Regions from separate parts of the Homo sapiens genome. Here region 1 is linked to region 2. Evidence: chromatin loops called from intact Hi-C (ENCODE). Cell type or tissue: heart right ventricle. All regions are shown on one strand. Each heading gives the region's core, and the rest is flanking DNA. Links, peaks and the distances in the headings are about the cores only. Region 1 overlaps LOC105378008 (a long non-coding RNA gene). Region 2 overlaps EYA4 (EYA transcriptional coactivator and phosphatase 4).

Evidence for each region. Hi-C counts contacts between places; a loop is a spot of excess contacts. Peaks named below come from ENCODE experiments on the same cell type or tissue, not always from the same donor. Only the 100,000 strongest peaks of a DNase experiment are listed, where the experiment ranks them.
Region 1: it touches region 2 in a loop (3-fold over the local background); 50 of 110 quality-filtered maps call a loop at or near these places.

The regions. Positions count from the first base shown.
Region 1 is chr6:132,950,321-132,958,663 of GRCh38, forward strand. LOC105378008 (a long non-coding RNA gene) reads left to right here. Exons shown (of 8, transcript XR_001744346.1): 8 at 7,797-7,865. Among named protein-coding and RNA genes, the nearest start is that of LINC00326, 130 kb to the right of the region's middle. In heart right ventricle, for the core only: no CTCF peak of the experiment used is centred there; no DNase peak of the experiment used is centred there.
Region 2 is chr6:133,498,438-133,506,780 of GRCh38, forward strand. It overlaps EYA4 (EYA transcriptional coactivator and phosphatase 4), which reads left to right. Exons shown (of 20, transcript NM_004100.5): 14 at 7,669-7,758. It overlaps TARID (TCF21 antisense RNA inducing promoter demethylation), which reads right to left. Exons shown (of 9, transcript NR_109982.1): 8 at 7,642-7,833; 9 at 3,815-4,243. Among named protein-coding and RNA genes, the nearest start is that of EYA4-AS2, 46 kb to the left of the region's middle. RefSeq lists an enhancer at 6,714-7,913. In heart right ventricle, for the core only: no CTCF peak of the experiment used is centred there; DNase peaks (open chromatin) are centred at 4,094 and 4,584; H3K27ac peaks cover 1,975 bases.

The DNA of each region.
Region 1 (8,343 bases), core at 128-8,127, 550 kb before region 2:
TTGAAGTTGGAAAGAATAGCTCTGAAATTTGGACATATTTTAGAAGTAATTTTAATTGTTACTTTCGATGATCGATCATAGGGAATAAAAATGGTATAAAAGTTTCCTATCAAAATCAGAATTCTCAGAAAGCATACCAAGGAAAACACACCTTTCTATTTTTAAACATGGATTCATACATAGGAAATGGTTTGGAATTTTTTCCCCTGTGGGAAATATAAATAATTACTAAAGTTTGATGAGCACTTACTATATGCCAGGCACTGGGGCAAGCACTTTAATTGCTCCTTACAACTACTCAATAAGATGGGTACTAATAATATCATCTCATTGTGCACATGAGAAATTTGAGGTACTGGGAGGTTAAATAATTTTGCCGCTATCCCTCAGCTGTTAAATTTGGCAGCAAACCAGGATTTTTAACTCAAGGGGTTTAACAGCAGAATCCTTGCCTCCAAAGCCACAGGGAGACCAATAGACTTTTATCCAGAATTCACCCAAACAAAACTGTCAGGACATTATGGATTTTGCAGTAGTTCTTTGCAGCTGCTTTGAAATATCATGATTATTAGGGGCTTTCTTCAAAAATCCATTTGCTTCTAGCACGTACAAAAGTGAGCACAGTCATCGCTTAGTATACTCAGGAGATTGGTTCCAGGATTCTCTGTGTATACCTAAATCCTTGAAAACTCAAAGTCTGCAGTCTGCCCTGCCAAAATATAATATATATAGGAAATGTCAGCTTTTGGCATATGCAGGTTTTGCACCCCCTGAAACTATATTTTTCCCTCTGTGTTTAGTTGAAAAAAATTAACCTATAGCTAGACCCATACAGTCCAAACTCATGTTGTTCAAGGGTCAACTGCGTATATATTTTCAAAATTCCCTAATTTAGTATCCACTCACATTGTTCTTTAGTTCAGTGTTTCTCAAATGTTAATGTGCCCAGCAAAAACCTGGGGATTCTGTCAAAGGCAGATTCTGATTCAGGAGGTGTGAGGAGGGAGCTAACAAGCTCCACAGAGATGCCCATGCTGCTGGTCTGAGGATTACAATCAGAATAGAAGAGCATTAAATGACCTTTTATATGGTGGTGGTGGTGATCTTGCTATGTGCTAGAGTCAGCTTCTACTGGATTGTGAGAGCCAATTGCCTAATTTTCAGGAGTCTTGGGAGTTTGTTGTTAAGCACAGTCAATTAACAATTAATTTATATAACCTGACAATGAAGCAAACTGTATTAAAAACAAAGGCAATAAATGCTCAACCTCATTACTTACTAATTACTTTACTACATTTCTCAATTACTGACATTCTTGATGCCATTACATTGTGTCCTACTGCACGGTTCTTCCCAACTCTGCATTAAGTGATGTCATATTGAAAGCCTGAAATTGATCATGGTGGGAATATTTACGCCATGAAAATGGGAAAATACTACATGTCACAACTTTTGTCCCCCCGCCACCCCCACTCCGTAGAGAGCCTGTTGTTAAAACATTTATCGTCACACTCCTCTGGTGAACCTATGTTGCATTTATATCTTAGGTTTACTGATTTTTTTTTTTAAAGCTGGTTGTTATTCCAAAACACAGAACTAGTTTCATGGAGCTATCTTTGTCTGGGTCTATTTTATAGACTGGGTGAGAGTGTGAGGGAAGGTCTTCGAGTTTCAGTTTGTGAGTTAGCTGAGTTTTAGCTCCTAGGCGTACATATCAGTGTTCTTGTTTTGGGAAGGAATACCCTTGGAGCTCATTTGTACACGTCTTTCAGGCTAGTTACTCAAAAGAGAGAAGAGAGTACAGCCTGTGTATGCTCACACATAAGTTGCTATATATATGAAATGTCAACTTGCTCTATTGTTTGGACTCGACCATCCCCTCGTTACAGTCATTTGTTCTGCGTGGTCTGGGCACAGTTTCATATTTTGCTTTTGGCAGCTGAGAGCTATTATTGGGCCCCACAACATCTGTTTCAACAACAGAGGGTCCCTGGTCAGAAAAACTAATTAAAAAAGGAACCCAAAACAAAAAGTCATAACTTATGTTGTACAGTACATATAGAGTAAACATGGTTACCAGCAAAAGAAAGAAAACCCTTTCATATGGTTGGAGTTATTTACAAAAGTACGACAAGCGATGAAAGACTTGAGCCATATTTTGGGTTTGAGGCTGCAGGAGAGGATGCTAACTAGCCAGCTTCCCTGATGTGGGATGCTTTGCAAGGGCTGTGCTAATTGGCAAGATCATTCTCTGGTATGATCAACTGTATGAATAACAATATATAATGGGTTCCAAAACATTCACTCAGCCCTTCTGATTCATTCTTCCATCACATTTTCACTCATCAAGATATAAGTTCAAAGTCCTGGTGATTTCCTGGAAGGCTGAATTGTTTTTCCTAACCTGGCAGGAGCAAGGGCAGTGGTGTTTACATTGAGCTGATGAAATGCAAGTAATAGACAAAACATAGAGAGATGTGGGACCAGGAACCTGTAAAAAATCCATCTTTTTTTTTCCTTCAGTTTGCTTCCCAAGTTAAAAGATAATAGGAAAAAACTCAAAACCTCTTTTCTTCCTTTCACATCTAAAGGAACATGCTTTCTACTCTTTTATTATGAATAGAACCTCCTCAGTGATGATTGAAATGATTTTTGTGTGTATGTACCTGCTTTTGAGAAACAACCTTCTCCCTCTTAAGACTCTGAATATTTAGAAGCAAATCAATGACTAATGCTAAATCTAGCGTTTAAAAAAAATCATCAATAAATGTTCCTTCTATAAACATTTTCTTTTCTACAGGGGCTGAAGCAGGGTTAGGCCATGTTGGCAATTGTGCTCAATTCTATTTTCAGCCTCTTAGCCTCACAGAACAGCTGCACAAGTGCTGGGACCCGTGGGGAATACAGTCCACCTGGTTCCGTACTTTCCTTCCCACCCAGATGAAAATTTTAGTCTCTTAGTTGCTAACAAGACAACTACCCATTTCCATGGTTGACTATCTCTATCCCAGATACTTTTGAAACTGGGTATGCTACTAAGTTAATTTAGTAGTGGCATTTCACACTCATTTTGTGTTTAATGGTGTGAATCAGTGTGATTCCAAGGCAGTAGTGCATGTACATTAAGGATGTAGGCTGTAGCTAAACTGCATGGGTTTGGGTCCCAGGTCTGACTCTTACTAGTTGTGTGACTTTGGATAAAATGCTAATTTGTTTGTTGTTTTAATACAATCAGTGATATAGAGCTTGCACTATTGTATCATGCACTATCTAAGGACCTTATAGATAGTAACTATCTATAAGTGAATGTCACATTCACACCCTGGAGAGAGACCTTTGATCACTCTCCATTTTTCACATGAGGAAACTGAGGTACAAAAGATAAAGGGCATATTAACTAAGAATGTGGGCTCTGTAGTGTTGTTACCTGAGTTTGAATTCTAGATTTGCCACTTCCTGGCTATGCCTAACCTCAGGCTACAAAATAACAGATCATACCCACCCTACTCCCATCATTCTATTCTTAGAGGGATTTTGTTTTAAAATACCAACAAAATAGGACTGACATATGATCAGAATAAATAACAAACTCTTAGAATATATGTAGCTTTTAAAACAAACCACTACATTCTCCATGGTTTAAAACAAACCACTATATCTCACTAATGTATTTCTGGAGTATCACTGTTTCTATAATTAATACAGAGAGAAATTATAAGTGTATTTTTATAATTATTGGCCCAGTGTACTAAAAAAAAAGAAAAAAGGGAAAAAATATCATTCAGACAAAGAAACACAAAAATCTACATAGTCTTATTTGGGAAACTAGTAGTACATACTGCAGAACTTTCATAATATATTTGGAGAATTTTAAATTTAGTGATTCCAAAAAAACATGGATTTATGCCATAAATTACCTCTCCCTCAGTTCTGAATACTGCAGAGCACGTCTTTGAGCAAACATAGAGTATCTGGGACCACAGTAGTTCGCTCTATAGGTGTGCCAATCGGTAATGATCCATGGCTGCATACCCTGCTCTGTAATACCCCAGCCGTCAGCCAACCAGAAAGCCCCAGAGACTTCTCCGGCCATCTGAAAACACTGCCATTAGAGAAGGTTCTGCCTGGCTGTTTTCTTCTCTTCCCGGGAAATATGGCCAGATTATTGCTGACCTATCTGGAGGCAACAGGAACATGGTAATCTGTTCTTATTCTAATGGATCTTCCATAACGTTTCCCACAAAGAATTACTAACCATTCATGACCTTCATCAAATAACGGTAAGGCTGCCGCCTTTTCCCTCAGCCATCTTTCACAATCTAAAAATATGTCAGGGTAGAATAAACTTTGTAGAGTTTCTGTTTTTCTTTAAGAAATTGACTGAGATGCAGAAATGATCTTCTTCGCCAACATTCTTAGTATTGGAACTGATTTGATAGTTGTTGCATGTTAAATAAGTGGCATTTTTTATTCAGTCTCATTTAAAAATTGTACAAAACAGAGCAGATTATTTGTCACTTTTATTTGTCTACAGTTTTTTTAAATTTTTTAAAATTCACCGTCTTTGTATTTCTTGAATTATGCATTTATTCGTGGAGCCCTTTTTACATACATATTTAAAGGAAACGTGTGGGTTGCTCTTAAGTTCCCACTGTGGACATTCGATTGACATTTTTAAAAATTCCATTTATGCTTTGAGATTAATGGAAAAATCAGTGCTTTTAAAAACGATTTTGTTTCCAAGATGTTTGCCTGCCAAAATCTGAATATAATTTAGTGTAGGTAACTCAGAGTTATGTGTAGAGGGAGTTTGGATGAATGGTTTATCAGACTCACACTCTTGTAGCCTTTGGTTTTGTGTGTTGTAGAAACGGGTTGGCAAACAACAGGGCCAGTAATCATTCTGTGCATCTCTGGTGGAGTAATATAAGCAATAGTTCATGTTTTCAGTTTCCATGTTGCGGGTAGAGAGTTGAGAGCCTAACATTAACACTTCATTTTTAGACTACCTTGTTTTTACTTTGTTTGCTTTTCAGTAATAATTTTGTTTCATTTCTTTATACTAATTCATGACGTTTTGAAGAGAAGGAAGATAAAAGTGACAAATTCTTTGCTTCTATTGTGTTCTTTTTGATAATAGCTTTATTGAGATACAATTCTCTATCATACTTTAAAAATCTTTGCTCAAAGCATAACTTACTGCAGTTTGAAACTCCTGTACATTTAGCCAGTGATCTGTTCAGCTACCAGCTCTGAGATGAAAATAGGCAATAAGGCTCTGTTCCTTGGAGAACTTGCTTGTATTGAACCAAAATCTGTCTCTTTGACGTTTTGATAATTGGAACACCATGGAACAAATCTAATCCCTTTCTCACATGACAAACCCTTATGTGAAGGCAGTGATTACAGCTTCCTGAAATCCTGCCTTGAGGTTAAGAATTTCCAATATTTTTTGTTTGCTTTTTTTTTTTTTTTTTTTTTTTTTTTGAGACGAGGTCTGTCACCCAGGCTGGAGTGCAGTGGCATGATCACAGCTCACTGCAGCCTTGACCTTCCAGGCTCAACCGATCCTTTTACCTCAGCCTCTCAGCCTCCTATATAGCTGGGACTGCATGTGTGCACCACCACAGCCAGCTGATTTTTACTTTTTTTGTGGAGATGGGGTCTCCCTATGTTGCCCAGGCTGGTCTCAAATTCCTGGGTTCAAGCTGTCCTTCCTTCTCAGCCTCCCAAAGTGCTGGGATTACACAGGTGTGAGCCACCTTACTCAGCTATCCAGTAAATATAATTTTGACTACTGTCTCCATTCCTAATTATGGTCCTCTGAATTCAGCCTCTCTTACAGCATGGCTCCCAGAAAGGAGCACAGGACCCAGGAATGTCTGGTCAGAATAAAGCAGTGAAGGATTACATCTCCCTCATTCGGGGGTGCTAATTGTGTGAAGGTGCATGAATTCCTTTTGGGGAATGTTGAACTTGCCAACCATTTAATTAAACCACTAGATAGTTTTGTGTTTTTTTGTAAGCCATATTTTTCCTTTCCCAAAAATATTTTATTCTGTATCACTTGACTTGCTTTGTAGCAAATGAAAATTTGCTACAAAATTTATGAAAATTTTTGAAAATTACAAAATTTTCATTTGCTACCTTCATCACTTCATCCACTGATAAAAATATGAAGAACGACAGACTTAAGAATAGAGCCCTGGCCTCCCTCCACAGTGCTATTGCTAAGTGCTGATATTTCACTTGATTGGTAATCCACTTCATTGTAAAGCATCCAGGCAAGTTTTATCCATTTTGTTCATAGGATAATTTCTATTGTCTATGAGTTACCTCCCTAAGTAAGAAATGAACCTAGCAGGTATGATTTGTTTCCAGTAAACAGGCTGTTGTTTTAAGTCACTATTCCTGCATGGAACTCAATTTTCTTTCCCCATAAAATGAGGCAGTTGGGCAAGAACATTCCACCTCACTAATCACATAAACTTTAAAAATGAAGCCTGAAGAGGACCTTTTGGTTCTAGACCTTCATTTAAGACCCTGGGCCACCTCAGTTCCAGCAACGGTCCATATGCGTGGCCTTATTACTAGGGCTTTCAGCTTCTAAAATTCTGTAATGTTTACTTCTGTTATACTCAGTAGGAAAACATTTTAATCAGGGAGAAAATTGGAAAAAGAGAGATAATTTCAATGGGCTAAATTTGAATGCAACGCAAGGTGGTAATAGCAATTCACATTCACATTCCCATCTCAGAAATGTTGGAGGCCAGGCATGTCTCAAATTTGGATTTATATGACATCCTGAGGGAGCTATGAAATAAAACATTTCTGCCCAGAACAAACATTCATACAAAATGGAATAAATACAGACCAATAACATTGATATTTCTGCAGCAAAGCATGAATATTCATAGAAAGTAGAATAAAGACTGTAACAGCATGTCAGTTAACAGCAAGTTTGTTACCCATACTTATGAAAAATTTTCTATTTTCAGATTTTCTTTTGGATTTTAGAATTGTAGAGAAGGCATTGCATACCTATATTAGTAAAATCATTGGCACATAGTGTAAACAAAACCTCATCTTATTTATTGGTTTTTATTTTTACCAAAACAGAAAGATGGGAAATTGGGCATGCTATGTATCCATTTGATTTTATAAAATTCATCCTAAGCCTTCATATGAATTAAACATGGATGACACCAACTGACTGCCCCCCCACATAGAATTAACTACTTTCTCATTTGTGTTTCCACTGTATGCTAAACAGATTGTTTCATTCAATAAGCATTTATTGAGTCTCTACTAGGTGCCAAGCCCTGAACTAGGAAAATGGGCATATAAGAGTGAATAAGTCAGTTACTGATCATTGTCCTTATTGAACTCACCAGTGAAGAGAAATAGAAAGGCATAATGCAAATGTTTGCAAATTAACAGGGAGGCTTAATGTGGTCTTTTGGTTCAGGGAACTCCCTGAGAATAAGCATCTAGACTAAGACCTGAAGGATGGTGTGGTGCCAGCTGAATGAGGAGGGTAGGGGAGAGACATCACATATGTCCTGGAAGTGAACATATGGAATGGCACAGCTGGGAAGAATTTATTCAGTGATCCCAAAGGATCCTGTAAGGTTGGAGTATAGAGAAGAGGGAGAGTAGCTAGAGATGATGGGTTAGGGATCAGAGAGTGGAGGACCACATAAACCACATTAAAGAGTTTGGACCTGCTGGTAACCAGGTCAGTCTTCTCTAAAAATGAACAGTTCTTTGAGTCATGGATCATATCCTTTTCTTAGTTTCCAGAGCTCATCACAATGACTGGCATATGGTAAATGAATATTAATCCAAGGGGAGGAAGGATGGAAGCTAGAAGGAAAGGAAGGAAGAAAAGGAGAGAAGAAGGTGGAAAAGAAGAAGGAAGGAAGAGGAATGAATTTAAGAATGAACGATTCAATACAAACATAGAAGAAAACTTTTTTGAGTATGAGAGATGGGTGGTGTTAACCATTTAGAAAGGTGGAGAGGTGGTGTCTTAGCTAACGGTTTAGAATCTGGGTCTTTAAATGAAGCCTTAACTTATTCTTTACCCTCAGGCAAATAGCTTGGCTCTCAGGACCTCAGTTTTCTCTTCTGCAAAAAAGCTGTCATCTCTAGCTCTGAATGCAATAATTTTATAAAAGTAGCTTTCAAATGAATGTGGGGACAGATTTCTGTCATCCAGAGCACAATTGGTTGCAAATTGCAGTATGATTCTTGTGGATGCTCCATGTGAGGAAAGGATCATGGGAAGAGTCTGTATTCAGGAAGGTAAGTGCCCATATACAGAATCTAAGCTTTTTGATT
Region 2 (8,343 bases), core at 240-8,239:
TAAACATTCAGTAAGCATAACCTATTTATTTAGTTTCAAGGAAATCTGGAATACAGGAAACTGAATTTTTCTAAGGAAATTTGCATTTTATATTTGTATCTGTTATTTTACCTCATAATATGAGTCAGTCAGTGTTGCAGAGAAGTAGCACTATGCCAGGGTGACTAGAGAGTGGTTTTGGTATATATTATATAAAAGGAATGATTACAGAATTTGCAAGACTCAAAAAATGCATAATGTTTTTACTGGTAGCTTATAGTAAGTTTGTGTGTGCATGTGTATGTATATAGTGTGTACATAAATATCATACATATGCATGTGAAAATAAAGCCAAATCAAAGACAGTGACATATCTCGAACTCTTCCCTAGGGAATTGGGGAATCATTGCTACCTATTGTCTCCCCTTTCAGAGCTTCGTGTTGAGTATATGTTTGAGAATTTCTTTTAAAAATTAAATGGAATGACTCTGCGTGATCTCATGAATAGCCAAATATATTCCTAACTTTTATTTAAGCCCATCTTTAGCAAGTAATTGCTGGAATTATGTTAGAAAAGGGGAAAGATCTTGAAAGGACATCACATTGATTAACTTGAAGCTAATATACCAGAGAGATAATGGTAACTAATCTCTTAAAAACACATAGAGCAACCTTCTGTAACCTGCCCTGAAGTTTTCAGTTCCTTTGATCTCAGTTGATGATCATTTAATCTCATATCTTGAGAAGGTGGGGGATTAGAACATTAACTTACCTTAAGTATTCTTTAACCATCATCAACCCTCTCCTAGGCATTTCCTCCTATAGCCATCTCCTAACATGTCAATCACCTTTCTCCTGGAGTCCTGAGGAGCCTCGTGAGGTGTGTGTATTTGCCACCTCTGCTCTGCCACTTTTCTCTGGGCCCTGTGCTTTCTAGCCCATCCTCCCAACATGGTATTTTTCTTTCCATCCAAGTACCATGTTACACTGTTGCCATGTACTACCACTGTAATTCCCCCCTTGAAGTACATTTATTCTGTTATTAGTTTAATACATTTGGATTCCCTTCTGACTGAAACTGTAGAAGCCTCTAGTGGTAAGTTGTGTGATGATCCCCTTCATCATACAATTTAAGCTTGACAACATTAACTACTGTTCAACTGCAAATATGTTGCTTACACTGAACACTTGAATTGTGAACAAAATCTTTTAATTCAAAATGTGCTAGCTTTTCACCTTTACCAGCTCCCCAGCAGGTAATTGGCTACATTACTAAGAAAAAGACACCATCAGACATTTGGTCCTTGAAGTTAAGTCCACAGAATGATCTTTATGGAGGTGAAGGGTGGAAAAGGCACTCTTCCTCATAAGCAACTCTAGAGAAGTCTAGTTCCCGAGAAATTATACTAAGCCACAGTTCTACTCAGTGATCACGCTGGCTCAAGTCCAGCCGTCCTGTGGAAGCACCACAGAGGCTTAACTCTTGGAAAGCCAGAAGGTCATGCCAGCTCTGATTTTTCTTAACTATCCCAGTCTCTCATTATAATATCTTATAGACCAGTATTTATTCAAAAGTAACATGTATATGAATCACCTGATAATCTTGTTAAACTACCTGGCAAACTAGATCTGGGGAAGGGTCTACAAGTGTGCATTTCTAACAGTTTCCAGATGATGCCAATGGTGCTGGTCTGTGAACCACACTTTGAGTAGCAAGACTGTCATCTGCTGACTCTCAATTTCGTTTGTACATTGGACTCACTGCAGAGCTTTAGCATGACTGATGCGTGGACCCACCTCAGATAATCCGATTTAGTTGGTATGGGGTGTGGCCCGAGCAACAGGCATTGTGAAAGCTCCACCGGTGTTCCCCATGCATGGTGGAGTCTGAGAACTCCTGTCTTATATGTCATCCTCCCAGCTTGGAGTCCTCCTTATGTACCACTATAACCCTACTTTTCCATAACGCCTCTCTATCCTTTCCTCATTATTTCTCCATCAGAAAACCCCACTGACTGCCTGTACCTCAACAGTTGAATGTGGCCACAAATCTCAAGTGGGTGCAAGCACTCTTGGGGTCATGAACTCTTCCTATTGGAGGTTTTGAAGAGCTGAAGGGAGAGCAAGCATATCTCTCCCAATTCTGTACAAACCTCCTCAATTACTAGGGGGAAAAAAGCAAACAAATGAATTCTGTCATCTTTGCACCACCAAATCCGTGCCTCCTACATCTGTAGCCATAGATGTCTCTTGCACCTCTCTTGCACCCTGGTTCCGTGCTCCCTCACCTACCCAAAGAATCGACTCCTGAAAGGACTTCTTTCGCTAAGCCACCAGTTTCTCACTCTCCTAGATTCTTCCCATCACCATCGTATCTGCTGTCACATTCCTGTCATTAGAAGAGCTTCTTGAGCCCATTTTCCCCTCTGGTGACTGCTCTCCTTCTCTGCTCTTTCCAGCTTTGCCATAACATGACACTTGCCAAGTCTGAGGAGCCACCTTGTTGCCAAATCAAGTGTTCCTTCTTGGCTTATCTTGCTGGGGCCTCTCACATACATTCAGTGGAGCACTCTTGCATTCTTAAAATCCTTGTTTCCTTTCCCTTCCCTGGTCAGGGTCCCTCTTCTCACACACAGACTCCTCACCTCTGGGCTCTGTGTATGTTCGCTACTATTGCACCTGTTCATACCTAGCTCCCTCACCTTTGTCAGGCCTCTGTTTCTCTCTCTGCCATTACCTCCTGAAAGGGGGCTTCTCTGAATTTGCTTTAAATTAGCCCTTTCCACTCATCCTCATCACTTCTGTATCTGCTTGTCCTGGTTTTTCTTTCATAGCTCATCACCACCTGAAATGCTTATACTCCCTTGTTTTCTTGTCTGTTTATCAGATATCTCATCCAGTAATAATATAAACCACATAAAGGTACGGGCTTTGCTTTTTTGGTTATCTGCTCTCTGCTTGGAATTTGAACGTGTCTAATACATAATTAGTCACTCAATAAATATATGATGAATAAATGAATGTTCCTGAAACCATTTTCCAGTTCCTCCTAAGAACCTGTAAGCCCACTACCTATCCATCATAGACAAGTATCACAATTGTAAAATTTCTGTTCTGATTTGTGACTGAATTTCATTTTATCTCTTATGATTTAAAGAGTATATGTATTCTAAAAAATCCAGTAACTTTTTCCACCTTGGTTCATGGAGCTGGTCTGCCTTCTTTCTTCCATGATGAACTTGCATATCTTCTATCTTTGTGTGCACATGTCTACACATATGCTACGGGTCCCAAAAGAATAACTGTTTCAAGAGGTTGATGTCTTTAAAAAACAAAAAAAAACGTCCTTAGTTTCTTTAAAAATACATAATTGCTGCCTCTCCAGAGATATTTTTACAGTGTGTCCCTAGAGGAGGAATTCCAGCTGATGGCCCAATGCAGGGCAGAGGCCCGTAGACAGACAGTCTGGCTCCAATTTATGCTCTGTGTTCACATGGCTAATAGGCGTTAGTATTTTGATTTAGAGAACTGCTGTACTGGATCCTGCCCTGGTTATACACTGGCAACATCTGGCTTAGAACCACACATTTAAAGGCCAAGAGCTATTTATTTTCTTCATCTTCCTCTTCTCTCTCTCTCTCTCTCTCTCTCTCTCACTCTCTCTCTCTCTCTATTCAGTAAAATGTCTGGGGAATAGTTTCAGTATTTTGATAGAGCAGTACACAGAATAAATTGGCAGTAGTTCAATTTGCTTCCTATTAAACTCTGTTGTAGACACTTTGAACCTTTTGGAACTGTTATAATATGTATAATATATATCAGAACTTCCACAAAACCCTGTTAGTGCCTTTATTATCCCACTTTTTTCCTCTATCCAAGATTTTGCTATCACCTCATTTTAGACCCTAAACTCAACATTCACTACACTTAAATGCAAATTAAAAAAAAGCAACTCTTGATTCATAAGGTGCCCATAATTCTACAAACATCTAATGAAAATGAGCAAACATCTCTGTATAAAACTTGGGTTCAATCCAGAAGTATGTTTCATTCTCACATGCCTGATAAAACAGTGGAATTGCAGGTGCTGGCAGCTCCCTCACAGCAGTTTGGCAAGATGGAGGGTGCCCAGCATTGCTAAGGCTACACCCACCAAATGTCCAGTCATCTTTCTGGGATTCTTGGATCTGTGAGTCCTTTAGCTGGAAAAATGCAGTGCTGTAATCTGCTCACTTAGAATTAGCTGTCCCAGTGACTTAGTAAGCTGGAAAAAAACAAAATTAAAATTAGATATTTGAAAGTAAGCCTGCCCCAGACATTCTCTTAGAAACAAGATCACCACCTCTTACAGGCATGGTTTTCCTTGGCTGATGGCATGACTAGCCCTGGCCCATCTGTGCCAAGACTTTGGCATGGCTGATGAAACCTCTCTCTTTCAATAGGCCTTGCTCTCTGGAAAGCTTAGTAAAATACAGCTAGTTCACACTCCAGCAAACCACAAACCTAAACTTTCCCAGTTACAAATGATATTTTGCCAAAATGCTTACTAAGTCCTGGCTCTCACAGAGTGTGTGATGTGGAATCTCCACAGCTTGAAAAACAAATGACCAGCCCTCCCAGTGCCGTGGGGTTGCATTCCAGTGGAGTGCTCAACTACAGTTTTTATCACACCACATGCCATGCTTGCTTGCTAGCAGATTCTTGCATTTTGCTTTTTTTAAAAAAAATTATGCTTGTTTGCATGCTTATCAGATGTACAAAATGCATTCTTCATGGATTTTCCTATCACTGTTTGGGTAGCACAGAGTTACGTACTTCAGAAGCATGGAATTGATCAAAGTAACAATCAAAAGGAACAGTATGTTTTCTCCCATCCCCATAAATCTGATCTGTAAATGCAAAGAATGTGAAGAATGAACATAAGAAATTCAATAATGGTATTTAAAACTTAAAAAGAAAAATTGGCAAATCATAGGATAAGAGCCTAACCAACCTGGTCTCCAGAAGGAAAACCTTTTAAATCAGATATTTCTGAACTCCTATCTGAAATATATATCTTTAGGGCAGTAATCATCAGAAACATAACAGACTAGTGTGGAGCTCAGTTTTATTGTCTTGCATCAGTGAACATTCCTCAGAAGCACAGAGCGTCACTAATGGAATTATATGTTTTCATGCTATAATTACATTTGATTTTTCCTGATATTTCTGTAGACTTTGTTCATGGTTCCATGACTAGGCAGAATAGTTTCATAGAATATCCTCAGCCTAGTTAATGCCTAGTTCCCCCAACCCTGTCAAAAAGACAGAGACTAATTATAGGAATTTTTCAACCAAAAAAGACAAAATGTTTTTTTTTTAATTTACACAACCTTTAGAGATTTTATTTCAACAAAAACATGATCAACAAAATGAAGAAAAAAGAATTTTATACTTGAAGGAAACAGAGCAAGGGGCCCTTCTGAGCTCTGAAACCCCTTGAGACACAAACTGGCACTTATTAATATTTTTTTTCTTTTGAGATACTGTTTCACTCTGTCACCCAAGCTGGAGTACAGTGGCATGATCTTGGCTCACTGCAACCTCCACCTCCAAGGTTCAAGGGATTCTCGTGCCTCAGCATCCTGAGTAGCTGGGATTACAAGCACACACCACTGTGTCCAGCTAATTTTTGTATTTTTAGTAGAAACAGGGTTTTACCATGTTGGCCAGGCTGGTCTCGAACTCCTGACCTCAAATGGTCTGCCTGCCTCAGCCTCCCAAAGTGCTGGGAACACAGGCGTGAGCCACTGTGCCTGGCCTACTTATTAATAATTTTATTCTTGTTTTTAATGAATATTTGTTGGCTAAAACAGAACTGATTTGATCTTTGGGTATATAGTCCCAAATGGTTCTGTCACTGGAAGACGGATGAATCCGGCAGCACAGTCAAGCTACCGGATGACATAATACCAGGAGGCCATCAGATATGTGAAGAGTCAGCATCCATTACTGAGAAATGAGAATCTCTGCCTATGAAATCCACATAAATCTCTAAATGAGAAGATGCAAACAATTAGAAAATTATGTTGAAATCCAGCGTATTATTATCTTGTCTCTATCTTCACTCACATCGTCTTAGTTTAGCTCTCATACCCCAGTGACCCCTTAGCACTCAATGCCTTTTTCTTAGCATTTAATTCCTATTCTCCAGGTTTTCATGGCTATAGAACACAGGATGACATCTCAAATATGTTTACACTTTAGGGCTTCCCCCTCAAAACATGATGAAAGGAAATATAGGAATAAAATGGATTATCATAGTGGAGGTGTGGAATGAAGAGTGGTTTCTCCTTGCAAATGGAATCAGTTCAGGGTGTAGATGAATACTGCTTGGCCTGACCTGGGTTGCAGGTTCTTATCATAAATTGAGTAAAGTTTGCATTACATTTCCCCAAGTTGAGATACATTTCTTGAAATGCCAACTATTAGAACGTTGAAAACACAATTTCGGCTCTCTCTTCTCAAATCCCTGCAGTCTGGCTCCTGGCCCAGCCACTCAACCCAAATCACCCTCTGAGGTCTTCCAAAATAACTTCCCAGCCAAAACCAATAGTATCCTTCTAGACTTGTCAGCTTTATTCAAAACCTTATTCTTCTCCCTGCTAACACCCATCTGGTCTCAAATTTTAAGGGTTTGTCCCTTCCAGGTTTTTTCTTTCTCTTATCTTCGGAGTTGCACCTATGAGCAGTTCTTCTTTAGACATCATTCCAACTTTGATAATTTTAAACACAATGTTTGAGCATGAATTACTTCCCTATTCCCATCCCTATCCCCAAATGCTCCTTTCTTTTTAGTCTTATATCTCTTGATGCTAGGCCTTCAGCTGCAGTTAATTATGGTAAAGTAACAACTCTGGTCTTGATTTTCGACTTCTTGCTGCTGTTTAATATCTTGGTTTCTGTAAACAAAAATTGAGTCATTTTAACTCTTTACTGACCCCATCACTTCCCAAAGCATATATTTTTTACCTGGATTACACTTAGAGAACTAATGTTCTTTTAGCTATTCTCACCCCTCCCTTCTTCAACCTTAGTCAAATGCAGGTTAGACCAAACTCTACACATGTTTGGATAGGGAGATTCCTCTTACCTTGTTGATAAAAATGCAATTAAAAATTAAGTGATGGTCGCACCATCCTCTGCCAGCTCTTCCTGTTTCACCTCCAGATAACATTCTCTACTCAAGTCCTATAAATACCCAGTTGACCTATTTTTCTCTATCTTTTAATTCTTATTATTTGTCATTATTCTTAAAAAGACATCCTTTCTTTTTAGTAAGTTTGCTCCATTCTTCAGCACCCCATCCAAATACCTTTCTCCAGAATACTTTCCATAGATTATATGTAAACTGGGTCATATGAACTAGCTGATTTCCTTCCTCCTTCTCTCCTCAACATACAGCTTTATGTGAAAATGTATGCTGAGTCATCGTTACGTATGTCTGAATTCCCAGGTGTGTCTGTGCATTTGGTATGTCTGAACCTTCTGGAAAGTCACCTTTTTGGAAAACTGAGAAATCTTTTGAATCTTCAGTAAAAACCCATGCAGTCTTCTCCCTCTTCCACCACAGCAATATGTGCTTAAAATATTTTTAATAATAAGCGCTTACTGAAATTTTACCTCATTATGTGTACATTTTCTTTACAGGATCCCCCCATGGCTGTAACCCTTGGACTCCGCATGGAAGAAATGATTTTTAATCTTGCTGATACTCATTTGTTTTTTAATGATTTAGAGGTAAGAATTTTACAAGGTACAAATAGTTGTATCCAACACCAGACCTCCTAGATGGTTTCTGTATCTGTAGATAACCTCGAGAAAACAGAAAGATAAAAATTCAGCTCAAGAGAAGCATAAAGTTCTTGTCAAGAGGAAAAATTGTATATACAAATATAAGCAGAAAGTTAATTTGTGTTCATGAATAATACATATGTAGAACAAAAATGTCTCTGAAGAGGAGATTGTTGGCTTTGCTGTCCTTACTGTCCACAGCTGTACATGACTCTTGGTTCTTTTAGTGTTTCAGCATTAGCTCTTCCAGATTATTAACCCGGAACCTATCTAGGTTAATCACTAAACGATATTCACAGACACTATTCATGGTGATAGCGTGGATCAATTAATTTTGTGGATAATCTGAAACTTAACTTTAGCTAACATTATCATTCCCCGTTTCTTTCCCTTCTGGATAAAACAGTGCTAGAACTATTTAAGCACATTTGATGCATTTAAATGCATTTATTTTCTCATTTTAAAAATTATGTTTCTATTTTCAACCTCAAATGGCAAGACAGTGTCTAAATGGCAAATAAGAGGAATAGA